2 separate regions of the Homo sapiens genome follow, and region 2 is linked to region 1. The links are chromatin loops, found by intact Hi-C in ENCODE. Cell type or tissue: heart right ventricle. All regions are shown on one strand.

Region 1 (2,500 bases):
GTAGCTGCAGAACATTTATTCACCCTACCACCCATTAGAGACTTTTCAGCCATTTCCATTTTTTGTGATAATAAACCCCATCGGGATGACTGTCTTCATGTAGAAATGCCTGACGCATGCCCTGTCATTTTCTTAAATTAGATTCTTAGAATTGGAATTACTGGGGCAAAGAGTACCAATTCATTTGTGGGTTTGGTACACATTCCAAAAACATTTTCTAAAAAGTCTGTGCCAATTTATAACATTTAAAACTGTTACTAGGCTAAGATTTCCAAATGGGTTAAGAGGCTTAAGGTAATCAATGAACCACACCCCAAAATATGTAAAAAAAAAAAAAAAAATTGCAGGTGGATATTTAACTGATTTTCAAGTGGGAAGAAACTTTCTAAGCCTAAAAGCAGTATAATCACTTTTAAGCCTAAAAGTAATTACAAAGGGGAAAATCGGTAACTTTAGCTACATAAAAATTTTAAATTTTTGTTGTAAACAAAAAAAAGTAAACAAAACACTAGAAAATTGCATGCAGGAAAAAGAAGTAAGTGTATCATTAATATGTAAAGAACTGTTCCAGATTAATGAAAATTAATCCTATATAAGAAAATGAGCAAAGGATATAAAACAAGCTACTAGAAAGAAATAAGATGATTTGATAAAATTATGAAAAAACCATCAAGCATATTAGTAATTAAAGAAATGCATCTCAGGTGCCAGAGCACTTCAGGGTTTAACCTCAAACCTAGTCCAATCCAGTGCCCCAGGGTTGTCTTCCACTTCCTGTGGGAGAATGATCAAGAATCTTCTTGCCAAATAACCCTCAGAAAAATAAACCCTGCCCCAAATTATCCAGAGAAAAACTAATGAACTAAATTAGGGTCTCCTAAATGTACCTTTAATCATAAAATAATTCGGGCACTTCTTAAAAATATGGCATGGGCCATTTCCAAAATAGCTAAGAGTATTATGTGAATGATTTAATGCAAGAATCTTTAATCTTTAAAATAATTTAGTTGTCATCCCCATTTTACTGATGGAGAAACTGAGGCTTTGCAAAGGTAGATAAGTTGGCTAATAAATGGTGGTGGCAGCCTTTACTCCCAGGTCTGAAGTCTGAGAACTAAGCCATGTACCGTGCAAGTAAGAGTGTGGTTGCGGCAAGAAGGCACACATGTATGCAGCTGGCAGAAGTGCAAATGGATACAAGGTCAAGGCAGTCTTACATTTGAAGACCCAACTGAGAAGGCTGCATTGCAGAAGGCAGGGATTTCCTCGCATGATGCAAGAGCAATGTAATAACAGATGTCAGATCATTTGTTATTCTCCCCTCTTCCTTCATTCCTGGATATTAAAATTCCATTCCTTGCTAGCCACTGAAAGTCTGGCATGCACTCTGCTGGCTTCGAAGCTTCAGCATGGCCTCTTTCCAGGAGAGCCACCCTAGACCAGCCAAACACATGTCTGAGCAATTTTGAAAGCCCCTCGCTGCCTTGAGTGGTTTTGAAATCTGCGGACTATTTTTGCAGTTCTCAGCATCTCCAAGGCCACAGTACTAAGTGAAAAGCTTAGCTGGCTCTTTGAAGAGTCTTGTATATGATGTTATGTCTATTGGTGAAGAGGACAATTATCCCAAGCAAAGGGCTTTTCATATTGTGTCAACAGGCTTGGCAATGTGGGACATTTGTCATGCATCCACATGGATTCTATTAAGAATCATTCACTGTTATTCCCAATGTTCTTGGCTCCCCTCGTCTTTGACGGGCCTGAAAGACCTTGCTGCATTTATTGCAATGTAGGACACATAGTTGGCATTTAATAATTACTTGAACTATTGATTTAGAAAAAGCTGTAAAGACCATTCAACCTTAAAAAAATATTCTCGGTAAGGGGTATATTGGCACCTGGGGAGCCCCCAAAGCTGTGTGCCTCTGGCATTTTCTGGTTCTTGTCCTAATCCCAGTGGGAACATGATCCTGGAAGCCAGGACCTGCCTGGCTTGGGAACAGCAACAGAGCTGCCTGAGGTTTGCTGGCACGTGGCTTTGCTGTTTTCCCTCCCGTGTGCTTTTGCAGATGAGTTTGTTGAGAGATGGCTGTGGTGTTGGGTCAGGCAGGGTTTCTACCTCCCAGTTTGAGCTAAAACTTCTTGGTGAGAATGGGAGCTGAGAAGAGCCAAAAAAAAAAAAAAAAAAGAAAAAAGAAAAAAAAGAAAGGGAGGGGGGAGAAAAATGTAATCAGGGAAGGCTTCTTTTTTTTGTTGTTAGTTGCATGCTTAAAGCATTGACATTTGCAGACAGACATGTAGTCCTTGGGAGGATTAAGAATATGCTTTTCCTTGACCATGGTGTCCACTTTCTTGTCTTTCCTTTCCCTGATCTATAGAATTAGATCTACTACTTTCACATTCATATTAAAGAACTTGGCTAAGGGACCCTCTTTGGCAACCAAGCAGTGACGAATGGATCACTTACCAGATGTTTTCCATGCTTTAATGGTCTTCAAACCTG
Region 2 (2,500 bases), 81 kb after region 1:
GACGGAGCCTAGCCTACGACAGAGCAGGAGAATCAGGTGTCTATATTTTTCACAAAGCCAAAAGCAGACGGAGGGACTAATTAATTTTTATGTGTTCCATGCCCAGCATGGTATCTGGTATGTAGTGGTAGGTACCCATCAATATTTGTCCAATCAAAAGCGATTGCACCAGCTGGTCTCATTTCTGATAACCACCCTCTCCCCAGTAGCTTTAAAGGAAACTGACCAATGCATTTTTACAGATCAAAGACAAAATGCAATGCAGCATATCCAGTGAAAATGAATCAAGCTCTTTTCTCAAATACATCTTCATTTAATATTAAAGACTATTAGTCAAATAAAGATTGAAGAAAAAACATCTTATCACCATGACATCAGGTTGTCCTGCTTAAAAATTTCCACGGTGGCAAAGGCTGGAATATCAGTTACGGATTCATTCAGCACTAATTGCTACCTAGAGCCAATTTTCAGCTGTCTAGCAATAAGTGAAAGCTAAATATGTTATACATATTTATTTATATGGAAAATTCCATTAATTTTGTTTACAAGGGCAATGGCATGTTTCAGAGATGGAGTCCGTGTGCTGGACTGAAAGATTCGACAGCAAGATGTCAGAGAAATCTATGGAAGGACCTCATATTGCTTGTTTGGGGGTTTCACAGAGCCTTAGAAATAGGTTCCTTTCAATGCCATAATTTTACGTCTCTGGTCTACACTTACTATTCTATATCATACAACTGCAAATGCATTTGATTCTAGGTATTCACATGGGCAGTCATTGAGAAATAAGAAAGATAAGCCTGGCACAGCGGCTCACGCCTGTCATCCCAACACTTTGAGAGGCTGAAGCAGAGGATTGCTTGAGGTCAGGAGTTTGAGACCAGCCTGGGAACACAGTGAGACCCCATCTCTATAAAAATATTAAGAAATATTAGCCAGCCATGGTGGCATGTGCCTATCGTCTTAGCTACTCAGGAGGCTGAGGCAGGAGGATTGTTTGAGCCCAGGAGGTCAGGGTTGCAGTGAGCCGTGATGACACCACTGCAGTTCAGCCTGGGTGACAGAGTGAGACCCTCCCTGTCTCAAAAAAAATTGTAAAATATATATTATAGTTACCTATGTCAGGGTTCCCAATTTCCGGGGCCTGTTAGGAACTGGGCTGCCCAGCAAGGATGAGCAGCTGGCAAGCCAGCAATTAATTACGCCTGAGCTCCCCCTCCTGTCAGATCGGCATTGGCACTGCATCCTCATAGGAGTGCCGAACCTATTGTAAAGGATCTAAGTTGCGTGCTCCTTATGAGAACCTAATGCCTGATGATTTGAGGTGGAACAGTTTCATCCCGAAGCCATCCCCCCCACCTCCTACCACCCTCCTCCCTTTCCCTCTCCTCCCCCTCCCCCATGCCCCCAGGTCACTGGAAAAATTGTCTCCCAAGAAACTGGTCCCTCCCTGGTGCCAAAAAAGTTGGGGACCGCTGACCTACATGTTATGATTTTTGTCTGCCCCAGTGACTTCAATGGAGATATTAAATTGTAATATTTATATTTTTATGATTTTTATGGTAACTTTGATCATAAGTAATGCCAATTTATGTCCACAAAATGAGAAAATTAAGACAGAGAGAATTTTAGAAACATCTTCAGACTAAGCAGCACAGTGGATAAACTAGAAATCTGGACAAAATTTATGTACCTCAACCAATGGTGTTTTAAAAATAAGCCAAAGTTAAAGAAAATTAAGCATTTCTGGAATAGTTTTATGCTTTTTGTACATATTAGATTTATCTCATTTGACTTTCATGTGTGGTGTATAACAGGAAAAAGAACAATTTATTTTGTGCTAAAGGCTATTTTATAAACTAAGAAGAATTATCCTCCACCGTGTGTCATATTTGGAATATTCAGGAGTAAAAAGTATGAGTACAAGTTATCATTGGACAAAAAACCTAGAAACTGGTAAAATCTTTCTTCTTCCATTCCACATATTGAATGAAAGTGATAAAAATCTAACCAGATTCTCCAAGGACGTTGTCTTTCTTCCTTTGGTTCCTTAAGATGTTTTGCTGGAAGAGAAGGAAAAGAAAAAATCAGAATCCCACAGCAGCGTTTTCAGATTTATTGAGGAGGGAAAAGTCACGGACAGGGATGCAAAAGAGAAAGCTCGGAACCTAGAGCCTGTGCTTTTGTAGAGTCTTTTTCTTCCTGTTATTAATCACAAGACCAAAACCTTTGAAGGGAGCTCCATTTCACCCCCCCGGGGGCATTTCCAGAGCCTTCCTTGTTACCGAGACTCTCTCGGAGGCCTGATCGGTTTCAGTAAAAATATCTGAAGCGTGGCATTGTAATCAAGTGAGCCTGTTGTCTCTAAACCAATCCATAACACAACAAATTTGTTATTTGGAGGATCCTTTTCAAAAAGCAGAAGGGCTAAGTGGACCTAGTCTTAATTAATCGGTATTGTTTTTAAAGTGGCGTATTCAGGACAAGTCTGCAGACCTTA

What was found. A loop is a pair of places that touch in the nucleus more often than their neighbours do. Peaks named below come from ENCODE experiments on the same cell type or tissue, not always from the same donor. Only the 100,000 strongest peaks of a DNase experiment are listed, where the experiment ranks them.
Region 2: it touches region 1 in a loop (1.9-fold over the local background); 10 of 110 quality-filtered maps call a loop at or near these places.

The regions. Positions count from the first base shown.
Region 1 is chr10:7,609,755-7,612,254 of GRCh38, reverse strand. The region is part of intron 7 of ITIH5 (inter-alpha-trypsin inhibitor heavy chain 5); the gene reads left to right. Among named protein-coding and RNA genes, the nearest start is that of ITIH5, 56 kb to the left of the region's middle. In heart right ventricle, no CTCF peak of the experiment used is centred here; a DNase peak (open chromatin) is centred at 1,424; H3K27ac peaks cover 1,331 bases.
Region 2 is chr10:7,528,538-7,531,037 of GRCh38, reverse strand. No RefSeq gene overlaps it. Among named protein-coding and RNA genes, the nearest start is that of LINC02642, 57 kb to the right of the region's middle. In heart right ventricle, a CTCF peak has its summit at 1,225 (motif pointing left); a DNase peak (open chromatin) is centred at 1,194; H3K27me3 peaks cover 1,060 bases.